Linked DNA regions of Homo sapiens: region 1 is linked to region 2. Evidence: chromatin contacts called from ENCODE Hi-C or POLR2A ChIA-PET data. All regions are on one chromosome and are shown on one strand. The core of a region is the stretch at or near the end of the contact, and the rest is flanking DNA. Distances in the headings are between cores, read along the strand shown.

The links. A loop is a pair of places that touch in the nucleus more often than their neighbours do. ChIA-PET counts read pairs that join two places held with the same protein, here RNA polymerase II (POLR2A). Pooled maps may share reads with other maps.
Region 1: a map of gastrocnemius medialis shows a loop between it and region 2 (10-fold over the local background). The contact joins the enhancer-like site here to the promoter of SMCO4 in region 2. A Hi-C loop is called at or near these places in 1 of 168 maps with a recorded cell type or tissue (gastrocnemius medialis), 2 of 37 single-sample maps with no recorded cell type and 2 of 50 pooled maps. POLR2A ChIA-PET finds 5 or more read pairs at or near these places in 3 of 52 experiments (T-cell, WTC11 and common myeloid progenitor, CD34-positive).

The regions. Positions count from the first base shown.
Region 1 is chr11:93,581,486-93,587,516 of GRCh38, reverse strand. No RefSeq gene overlaps it. Among named protein-coding and RNA genes, the nearest start is that of SMCO4, 41 kb to the right of the region's middle. Within about 2 kb of position 1,501, at least 2 of the 41 ENCODE cell types and tissues checked have a DNase peak (open chromatin) inside an H3K27ac peak, as active enhancers do.
Region 2 is chr11:93,538,693-93,544,767 of GRCh38, reverse strand. It overlaps SMCO4 (single-pass membrane protein with coiled-coil domains 4), which reads left to right and starts at 1,377. Exons shown (of 3, transcript NM_020179.3): 1 at 1,377-1,492. RefSeq lists silencers at 1,177-1,306, 1,467-1,516, 1,647-1,886.

The DNA of each region.
Region 1 (6,031 bases), core at 252-2,751, 43 kb before region 2:
CTAGCGCTCTGTCCAACTTTGAGATTCTATGACCAGGTTCTTGTGATTGGCACTGCTGATAACAGACCCAGCCAGTCAGCTGGACTGAACTGATGTTTGATGGACTGTTGGATTATATTAGCCACCAGCTATCTCGACCCTAAGGGCCAGGCATTTAGATAAGTGCACCCCTAAAGTCCTGTACAGTTCAGGGCCCATGAAAATGCCCCTTCATCAAGCATTTCCCCCCATACAGACAAGTCCATTAACACATTTTTCCATTATCCTTGAAAGCATGCTCTGGCTGCTTGGAAAATCATCTCTTCTTCCCCTCCTTCTCATAATCAATTGCTACCAATTGCTATGCCAAAATCCATGTTAAGCTATACATGTATGTGTGTATCTATACACATATATGTGTACATACACACATATTTGAGCAGGAGAGCAACAGAATCCGTTTATGTCTTGGTAAGTTATTAAAACATAAGTCCAGTCTGATCTCATTCAGACCCTTCCTTATTTACATAGCTATTTTAATGTGCCTGAGATCTATTCATGTCCCCAAAGATCCTTTACTCCCTCTCTGTGAGCCCCTGGTACAGCTACGTAAATAGCTGAACTGAGGTTTTCCATGACAACTCATTATTTTTTTTTTAAATTGCTTTAAAATAAAAGGTGATAAAAACAAGATTGAGCTAAAAGACAACATAATCAGAAGACAGAAAATGAACACAATATCTAAAGAACCAGATAAGACTGTGAGAGACCAGGTCAGTACAAGCTGGTAATTACATTAAAATTGACACAATCTATCTGTTTTTCTCATAAGCTAACATTTTGCCCGACTGATTTTCTATGAGTAAAGTCAGGAGTTTTTTTTTGTTGTTACATATATGTATTTTAAAACCACAGAAACTCATAGCCTAGAAGGAAGGAGAGAACAAAAGGAGAACCATTCCTTCTTTTATTCATGTAATTATTCAATAATAATGTATTAAATGTAAATTATGGCTAGTTTGGGGTTCCATAATGTGGAACTCATTTGAAAAACTATGAAAACAACAAAATTGATAAAAGGGTCAAGAAATGGGTGTTGCTAAAAGGCTGCAGAAAGTGGTTGTCTGCTCAAGGAAAAAATTGAATTTTTATCAGTCAATACCTTTAATTATATGAAGAGTTATTATTGACCACATTAGTCGTCAATTATTTTTCTTTCCCAGTCAGAGAAAATAAGAAGAAATAGGCTTCCCCTACAGCAAGCAGAGTTTAGAAGCTGTAATGCGACCTCATTATGGAATTGTTGAGTCCATGAGCCGGGCTGTGTTAGCAAAGGGCATAGCCTCAGCGTCGTTGAGTGATCAGAAGCTCCGTGCCCTACTTTCTGTAGATCTCCATTACCCACCATGCCCACACACCCTCAATCTCAGTTCCAGTGAGAGAGTTTACTGGAGCTACTACAGCCAATTGCCTAATCAGCATTGCTGGGCAGTCTCTGCTGTGAGTCCAGCTCTGACTCAACAGCATGCTTCCCAGGCCTGCTGGGGCAGCTGGGGCAGTGGGAAGAGCAGCAAGCTCTGTGTTAGGAAGCTTGGCTTGCAGGTCCTACTCCACATATTGTTTTCCTTCTTTTGGCCCCAGTTTTCTCATCTGTAAAATGAACAATATTTCCTTCCTTCTTTCTTTCCTTCCTTCCTTCCTTCCTTTCTTCCTCCCTCTCTCCCCTCCTTTCTCTCTTCTCCTTCCTTCCTTTCTTCCTTCCTTCCTTCCTTCTTGCCTGCCTGCCTGCCTGCCAGCCTGCCTGCCTGCCTGCCTACCTGCCTGCCTTCCTGTCTTTCTCTCTCTCTCTCTTCTTTTTTTGAGACAGGGTGTCACTCTGTTGCCCAGGCTGGAGTGCAGTGGCACAATCTCGGTTCACTGCAACCTCTGCTCCCACCAGCCTCCCGAGTAGCTGGGACTACAGGCGCACCACTATGCCCTGATGATTTTTGTATTTTTTTTTTTTTTTTTTTTTTGAGACAGAGTCTCACTCTGTCACCCAGGCTGGAGTGCAGTGGCACAATCTTGGCTCACTGCAACCTCCGTCTCCTGGATTCAAGTGATTCTGGTGCCTCAGCTTCCCGAGTAGCTGGGATTACAGGCATGCACCACCACACCTGATTAATTTTTGTGATTTCAGTAAAGACGGGATTTCACTATGTTGGCCCGGCTGGTCTTGAACTCCTGACCTCAAGTGATCTACCCACCTCAGCCTCCCAAAGTGCTGGGATTACAGGCATGAGTCACCTCACCCGGCCTAATTTTTGTATTTTTAGTAGAGATGGGTTTTTGCCATGTTGCCCAGGCTGGTCTTGAACTCCTGGGCTCAAGCAATCCACCCACCTTGGCCTCCCAAAGTGCTAGGATTACAGGGGTGAGCCACTATGTCTGGCCCAAGTTGGTCTTAATTCTAGTAGCTCTCAAACTGCTAAAATTAAAGTGTGATGAGAATCTAAACTTATTTTATTTGGAGGAGGTGCTTATTGAAAATCCAGATTTCTATCACTTTTCCCACACAAATTTTTGTTTATTTAGCCTGGATGGGGCACAGAACATGAGATTCTGCATATTAAAAAGTATCTGATAGTGTAAGTTGGTTGAAGGTAAAAATTAAAATAAAAAAAGAATAAAAAAGTATTTGATACAAGTGATCCTGGGCTAGTACATTAGTTTGCTAGGGCTGCCATAACACAATACCATAATAGGCTGGGTGGTTTAAGCAACAGAAATTAATTTTTCTACAGTTCTGGAGGCTGGAACTCCAAGATCAAGGTGTCAGAGGATTTAGTTTCTTCTGAGGCCTCTCTCCTTGGCTTATAGATGGGCATCTTCTCACTATGTCCTCACATGGTCAACTCTCTGTGCATGGGTACTCCTGGTGTCTGTTTGTGTGTCTTAATCTCTTCTTATAAGGACACAAGTCAGATTAGATTAAGGCCTATCTTAATGGCCTCATTTTAACTTAACCAGCTCTTTGAAGGCCCAATCTCAAATTCTGAGTTACCAGTGTTAGTAACATATGAATTTGGGGGGACAAAATTTAGCCCCTAACAGCTAAATAATCTCTACAATTGTGTGCCCAGTGAAAGCTAGATCAAACCTCTCTGCAGACTCAGACTTGTTTTTGGGTCTTGTTATAGGACCCTTGTGTTATAGCTAAACTCTTATTTTTATACTTTTTCCATTTCTCTAGCTAAAGCTCCCAGCCCTAATTTGGTGACATCTGGCATTAGTCTCCTGGTTCTAATTAGCATTGCCACCCTATCTGAAGTGCCTACCACCTCAATGCCCACACCATCCTACCCCTCTACCTTCTCATTTCTGCATTGATTCAGATCTGTTATTGTCTCGTTTATTGGTTTACTTGTTTCCTGTCTTTCTCCCCTACTAGACTATAAATTCCATAGATCAGCCATGGAATGTTTTGTTCCTAGCACCATGAACAGTGCCTGGCATACAGTAGGCACTCATTAAATATTGATGCATGAATAAATCAATGAATGAGTGATGAGTTGAGATGACCTTTAAGGTCTGTATCTGTTCCAACCTAGGATTCAATTGCCTTTTCCTTCTTTACTCTTCCACAGGGATGGTATTTAAGAGACATCCCCCCAGCCAGAGGGAATAAGATATGTAGAATACTGAACCACACTGATATCTATCTAGAGACCTGGGAGAGGTGAAAATTCTGCTCATTTATTGTCCTACCAATGTCTTAATCACCAATGCATTAACAGTGCCCTGGACCTAGAGTGTCTGGACTGTACTGCAGAGATAGGTTGATTACAAAGAAAGGCAGTAAATCAGCCAAGGCCAAGTGTCACACACCACAATGACATTGACAGTCCAGCAGATGATCTGCTTTAGCCCACAGCTGAAGTCTGGGTGTGATCATCAGTCTTCTTGCAGATGGTCAGAAACTCCTATTTATGAACTTTGGCCTGAGACATTTGCTAGCACAGCATAAGCAGTTAGGCTTTTTCAGCTATGAAATTCCTTTAGGTTGATGAAAGATGCTAGCACATGTCAATAAAGGTGACAATAATAGTGCAATATAAGTAATAATAATAAATAAAAAAATGTTAATAATAGTTTAAACAGGTAAAGTCTGAGGTGCACTAAAAATAGGTTAATTATAATCTTTGATTGGGTTGGCTCTACATACATGAATAAAATATCTTGGAAGTCCTAACCAGAGAAATCAAGAGAAAGAAATAAAAGGCATCAAATAGGAAAAGAAGAACTCAAAATATCTCTTCACTGATGATATGATTGGCTACCTAGAAAACCCTGAAGACTCTGACAGAAGGCTTCTGGAACTGACTTCAGTAAAGTTTCAGGATACAAAAATCAATGTACAAAACTCAGTAGCATTTCTATACAGAAATGATGTTCAAGCCGAGAGCCAAATCAAGAACACGATCCCATTTACAATAGCCACACACACATGCACAAATACCTGGGAGTACATCTAACCAAGGAGGTGAAAGGTTTCTACAAAAGTTACAAAACACTGCTGAAAGAAATTGTAGATGACATAAACAAATGAAAAAACATTTCATGCTCATGGATTGGAAGAATTGATATCATTAAAATGGCCATACTGCCCAAAGCAATCTATAGATTCAATGTCATTCCTATCAAACTATCAATGCCATTTTTGACAGAACTAGAAAAAACTATTCTAAAACTCATATGGAACCAGAAAAATAGCCCAAATAGCCAAAGCAATCTTAAGCAAAAGGAACAAAGCCAGAAGCATCACACTGCCTAACTTCAAACTATACTATAAGGCTACAGTAACTGAAACAGCTTGGTACTGTTACAAAAACAGACACATAGGTCACTGGAACAGGATAGAGAACCCAGAAATAAAGCCATATACCTACAGCCACGTGATCATCATTAAAGATGACAAAAATAGGCAATGTGGAAGGGACTCCCCATTCAATAAATAATGCTGGTATAGCTGGCTGGATGTATGTAGAAGAATGAAACTGAACCCCTAGCTTTCATCATATACAAAAGATGAATTGGCCGGGCGTGGTGGCTCATGCCTGTAATCCCAGCGCTTTGGGAGGCCGAGGCAGGCGGATCACGAGGTGAGGAGATTGAGACCAACCTGGCTAACACGGTGAAACCCTGTCTCTACTAAAAGTATAAAAAATTAGCCAGGCGTGGTGGCGGGTGCCTGTAGTCCCAACTACTTGGGAGGCTGAGCCAGGAGAATGGCATGAACCCAGGAGGCGGAGCTTGCAGTGAGCCGAGATCAGCCGCTGCACTCCAGCCTGGGAAACAGTGCAAGACTCTGTCTCAAAAAAAAAAAAAAAAAGAAAAGATGAATTAAAGATTTAAATGTAAGACCTCAAACTTCAAGAATCTAGAAGAAAACCTCAGAAAGACCCTGTGGACATTGGCCTTGGGAAAGAACTTACGACGAAATCCTCAAAAGTAATTGCAACAGAAGCAAAAATTCACAAGTGGGATTTAATGAAACTAAAGAGTTTCTGCACAGCAAAAGAAACTATCATCAGAGGAAACAGAAACCCTACAGAATGGGAGAAAATATTCACAAACTACACATCTGTCAAAGATCTAATACCCATAATCTATACAGAACTTAAGCAATTCAACAAGCGAAAAACAAATAACCCCGTTAAAGAGTGGGCAAAAGACGGGAACTTCTCAAAGAAGACATGCAGGCAGCTAACAAACATGAAAAAATGCTCAACATCACTGATCATCAGAGAAATGCAAATCAAAACCAAAATGAGATACCATCTCACACCAGTCAGAATGGCCATTATTAAAACGTCATAAACGACAGAAGCTGGTGAAGCTGCAGGTAAAAGAGAACACTTATACACTGTGAAGGAATGTAAATTAATCCAGCCAATGTGGAAAGCAGTTTGGAGATTTCTCAAAGAACTTAAAACAGAACTACCATTCAACTCAGAAATCCCATTACTAGATATATACTCTAAGGAAAATAAGTCATTCTACCAAAAGACGC
Region 2 (6,075 bases), core at 128-2,627:
TTACCGTTGAGGGGACTGAGGTGCAGAAAGCCCAAGGTGTATGCAGCCCAATCCCCTCTGATCCCACTCTACTGCATTGCTGCCTTTTGTACGCAGCAGGAAGGACACTTCCTGTAAAAATGAAAAAAAAAGCCTTAAGTTGTTTGAGAGAGGGTCAGGAAGAAAACAGGAAGAGCCAGTAGACTGCAGGTGCTTTCAAAGGGCTCCCTGTCTTTGACATCCCTAAAATAAAAACTTGTTAATTAAGAGATTGGCCACAGAAATCCAGGTGGAAAACCTGCAGAAGAGTGGGTTCCACAATTCTTCAAAACAGAACAAAAAAACCCCAAGACTTGTTATATTTTTACCGGTGGAGGGGAAGAGGTTACAGGAGTGGCCTTGCTCCCCGGGCTGGCCTTGCTGAGCAGGTGACAATACCACACATATAAAGGTTTTAAGGTGAAAAGGTAGTCAATATTTTACATTTCGAAGATAGTTTTTAAAATCACCTACTGCATCAGTAGTAATACAACAATAACTACCATTTACATACCACCGCACACATCGGGGCTGCGTAAAGAACTTTATAGTGCACCATCTCAATTAATTCTCACAACTCTGTGAAGTAGGTTTTATTATTCTTAATTTATAGACGTGTTCACTGTGGGCCAGGGAGATGAGCTTTCCCGCGATTGCCCAGCTTTTAAGAGGTAGATCTCAAACCTAAACGTGTTTGACCAAAAGCCCTGAATAACATTTAGCCGTGGGCCTCTTGCGGATTTGGCGCTGGTCCGAGGTGGGGAATTGTGAATCTCATTTATTTATGCTGAGCTGCGCACACATATGCACGTGTAAGTTACAAAAAACAAATCCAGGTCAGGATCTCTGTCCGCTTGAGGTTTCAAAGCCTACTTGGGTAGACAGCGGTAAAAGTCTCAACTCATTCATCTACTCGTTTGCTCTCTTCACAAGTATTTATTGCGCACTTCAGTATTCCAGACAGGGCGCTAACCTTGCCCTGGAGGAGAGAATGGTGAACACAACAGACATGGCGTTTGCCTCCAACTATCCCCTTTCCGATTCTGCTATCTCACGGGCGAGGCGTTCAAAGAAGCAGGAAATATATCAACAAGGGGGTGACTTAAGCACCCGCTGCGCGGGAGCCGGAGGAAGCGCGCTGAGCCTGCAGAGGTGGTCAGGGCGAACTTCCTGGAGGCAGCGGCAGCAGCAGGCCGGGCGAGAACCCAGGTCGCTCGGAAGCGACAGTCTGAGCCGGGAACGGGGAAGAGGGGGCGGGAGCCGAGGCCCGGGCGGGGGCAGCCAGCGAGTTAGGGTTAGGACGGGAGGATTCGGCTTCCCGGCGGCAGAGGGCGCCTGGCGCTGCGGTCTGGCGCGCCAGAGTCGCCCGCGCGGGCGCCGAGAGGAGAGGCGAGGCGGGGAGCGCAAGCGGCGGCGGCCACTGCCACGTATTCCCGGCAGTGGTGGCGGCGGCGGCGGCGGCGCCCGCGGGCAGGTGGGCTGGGAGCGGCGCGGCGGCGGCGGCGGCGGGGCGGGCGAGCCGGCGGGCGGGCGCGGGGCACGGGGCACCGGGCACCGGGCGGGGGTGCGGCGCCGGGACAGTACGGTTCCCGCCACGCCGGCTCCGCCTCCGCGCAGTGCTGCTGACCCAGGCCTGGGCGCCCGGCGGGTCCCGAGCGCAACTCGTGCGGGCGGGGTTGGGGGCCCGAGGGACTCGAGCTCGCCTGCCCGTCGCGGCTCGAGACGCTGCATCCCGGTTGCTGCGGGGCGGGGGCTGGGAAAAGTTGGGGCGGACCGCGAGCCCGCGGGGCCGGGCGGGAAGTGCGGGTGCGGGGCGGACTCAGGGGCCGGGGGACGCAGTGCAAAGGGCTTGGGCCGGGGCGGCCGGGAGGGCCCCGTATGGGAAGGTGGGAAACGCGGGTCCTTTGAGGACGCCGAGAAAGGGGTGCGCTCAGGGTCTCTGGGAGTGGACAAGAGTCCGGCGGCGGACCTTGCGGGTGAGAAGGGTCGGCGCCTGGGGGTCGGGGAGTAGAGGTGAGGCGGGGGCGGGATAGAGCCTTCCTCCTCCCCCGTTCTTTCGGGACCGACCCTGAGACCCGGGGCAGGCTCCGAGCTGGGTACGCCTCTGGCATCTGAAGACCCAGTGGGGAGTTCCTGTACGGGGTGGGTGGAGGAGGGAGCTGAGCGTTGCTTCCTCTGCTGCTGGGGCCGACTACCGCCCCTCCCCAGCGGCCAGATTCACCTCAGACTGCAGTGCTTTTGCCCTGAGGAAGTTGAGGAGGGACAGCTGAGCGGATGAGATGTTTGGGGTGTTCCAAGATGAGTGGGATTAGGCTGCATGATATCATAACTATCTCCGGGAGCTGTCAGAAAACACTCCCATGTCCTCATACACCCACCCATCCACTCATCCAGTCAGTACTGCCAAGCTCCAGGCTCCCTTGCTCTTTAAGTGACACCTCTAGATCCCCAGAGCCCAACAGCGCATCTGCTCACAGCCTCGAGGGTGGCAAGGGTGGAAGACATGGCCTGCTAGTGTCTGCGTAGGTTGGTGCTTTCAGAAACAAGTGGTTCTGGAGGTGCTGGATGCTTTATTAGAACAACCTGTGTGGAGCCCGTTGACAATGCAGATGACTCATGTTGGCTTTTTTTTTTTCCCCTTTACAAATAAACTTTGTATTCAAGACACCAGTATGCCTGGTCATTTGCAGCAGTGATACGGCAAGAGACCCATAGTGGGCTTCTTGAGCCCTTATTCTCGTCCTAGATGTGTTAGCAAGAAGTTTGACCTTGGATGAGTCACTTGCTCTCTCTGGACTTCTGTTTTCTTATCTGTCACATGGGGTATAAAGAGAGAGCTCGACAGTGTGATGTAGACAGGAGTAGGTTTCTGAGGGACACAGTGAAATCTTTTTTCTTGTAAGGCTGGATCAGCCACAGAAAATAAGCCTTAGCCTGTTCTTATAAAGAAATTAGCTTAGATTTAAAATAAAATATGAGAAGAAATATTGCAAAAAGCAAAACAACAAAAAACTAATAGTAGTTGGTACTCGATTTACAACATGAATACTGTTCTTATGCTTGCAGTTAGTGTACTTGGTTGTCCAGCTATCTACTATAAAGTTGCTCATTGTGCTTAGAAAGTGTGTATTTCACCTGTGGACCCGAATTTTTTCTTATTGTTTAATCTTCAAGCTTGGAGTGGACGCTCAAGCTTGGAGTTGGATTGGTCCTGCTGGGGTTTGTCTGAAGAACATCCTCAGGGTCTCTCATTGCATAATATTATAGGTTTCCTTCTGTCTGACTGATGCTGGGGTCCTTGTACAACTATGCTTCTGCCATCTTTTCCATTCTGGCTTGAGAAGTGGTGAGCTGGTTCCTCTTGCCTCTGGCATGCCCAGACTTCTCATTTCTTTTCAGATGAGTGTAGTAAAAGGCAAGCAGTGAGTTAGAGGCAGCACATTAAAAATTGCTCCAGGCAATCATCTGTGTCCCCTCCACCCCGCTCCTGTCCCCTAGACCCCCTGGGCAACTTCTCACTAGAGCTTCCTGGTCATAAGCTGGCCTTGACATTTTGGGTGCTGAGGGCCATCACAGCATTGAAGTGACTTGGCCAGGGTCACACCACACATTAATGATCAAGCCATGGTGCTGGAAGAAGAGGAATTTTTTTTGTGTGTGTATTTTGTCATAACTGAATGTTCCTGTTCTTGTCCATTAGTAGCTTTCAAAATCCATATTGGGTTTGACCACATCATTTTCAGTAATCCTTTTTTGTCAGCTTTTTGGAAGCTGCAGTTAGTGGTTCTCTCTGAGTTTGAGGTAGTGGTATTTTATTATTAAACAATTTTTTCCAAATATTTTTTAAACTACTTTCCTTTTCAGACCAGATGAGGTAGTGTTAAAAATGATATCTTCTCCAACAAGTAAAGGCTTGATTAATTAGGTTGAGTCTTTAAAATATCTAGTGTTTGTGTGTGTATAAATTTTACTTTAATTGAGAAGTATTGATAAAAATCATAATCGTCACCATTTGAGCCCCTGCCATTGAGCAGGCATTGTGAGGTAGGAGTGAGCATCATTTTACAGGAGAGAAAACAAAGCCAAGAGATGGCACGACTCTGGTACAGCTGTCGTGCATAAGTTACTGATGATCTTTCAATCCATGTACCATTTTGTTAACAGTGGAAAAGGAATTCTCAGCTATCCTACAGGGTTGTGCTAGTTAAATGAGATACTGTATGTGAAGAGCAACAAGTAAACTCTTAACGGGCTCCCTAACCCAGCACATTTTAACATAAACACTTGTAGACTCTGGAAGCAGTGTGGTGAAGTGGTTAAGTTCAAGCGTCTTGGGAGTCTGGCAGGCCTGGGTGTAAATACTGAACCTGCTGCCTGACCTCTCTGAGCCTGGTTTCCACATGTGTAAAATCAGGATAATACTGTCTGTCTTATATTCAAGAAATGTACCCACTAATTGCAGTGGGTGCTGAGTAAAGATTGGCATCCACTCCTTTCCCTTGCACACAGGTACTTGGGTCAATGGGATTGAGTAAGTCTTTCAGCAGTTGTCCTCAGGGGGAAAAGGCTTAAAGTACTTTTTGTACTTATCAATGATTCTTCTAGCCTTTTTGCCTTCCCACCCTAAGCCCCAGCACGCGCAATGAATATTCCAGGGCCTGTGATTGTCTTGTCCAAGGGAATTGAAAAAATCGTAAGCCAGAAAGGACAGGTCTTTGATAGAAAGTTGAAAATGGATGTAGCTGGTTTCCCTTTGCCCATTTTGTGGCCTTCCTCCTTTTTTTTTTTTTTAAATTAATTTTGTTGGACAGGGAAAAGATACAGAATTCAGGGGGTTCTAGCTGGAAGGGGGCCCTGGAAGAGCCTATAGTATAGGGCAGCTAGAGAGAGGAGTGGGCTGGCTGACGGTCAAAGCTAGTTTGGTGTGGGGGAAATTTCTGTTAGATGCAGGATTTGGCTTAATATGGGACCAATTTCCATCTAGTCCTTTAAGGCCCTCTTTTGGGACTCTGAAGTTTTTGTGCTCCAGGCAGATTTTGACTGGTTGTGGTGGCATCACAAATGAGTTTCCATAGTAAATTGTATGCTGAAAGGAAATTAAATTCCAAGAGGGTGTTTGTTGTGACTGATGCCAGAATTTCCTCTGAGAATTTTATTAACATTCAGTCTGTGAAAGTACTTCTTAGTTCTCTGAAGATAATAATTAGGAAATAGTTTTTAAAAAGTAGAAGTGTCGTCTTTGTGAGCTTTTGAAATGTCATCTTCCTAAATCTTTGGAGCAAATGAGGCTCAAAACATCATAGAGACTTATATTTTAAAAGCATTTCTTCCTAAATGTACTGTTTTCCTTCTCTTCCTGTTCCTTCCGTCCTCCTACATTATTTTGATAATGAGTTAATTTTGGTTTCTTTCACATTGTGGTGGCCTAATTTTTAAATTTATGACCCTTCATTTTTAGATCTTGCATGTATTTTTTTTTTTTTACCCTTGAGTCAATTCTCATTGATTATGAAGAGCTGGTATAGCAAGATGGGAAAGAGAGAGGACCCTGGAGCTAGGTTGGTGAGATCTAGGCTCTTTAGAACTTGGATTCGGTCCTCACAGTAGCTCTGGGAGGCTGATCATGCTATTCCCAACACACAGATGTGGAAATGGGTGCAGAAACACATGTGTGTTCACATAGCCAGCAAGTGGTTTATCTAAGTGTCACTGCAATGATCTGTAGGACTCCAAAGCCCATGCTTCCAGCTGGAAAGGCAGGCAGGGGCCTTGCATGCTGTGCCAGGGTTGGGACTTAGTCCTGTAGGCAGAGAGGGTCAGGCCTGTATTCTAGAAAGGTAGCTCGGTGGCTGTCTGGAGTTTTGAAGTGAAGCAAGTAGAAATTAGGTGTAGAGAAACTAGTTCATTAAAGTAATGTCTTGAGAGATGAGGGCCTGAACAGAAGACATTAAGACAGTGGCAGTGGTTGCGGAGAAGAGGGGGCTTGTTGGAATCCATAGAGCTTAGTGCCTTTGGATACTAGAATTGCATCATCCCTTCCCATTTCAGGTCTGATGC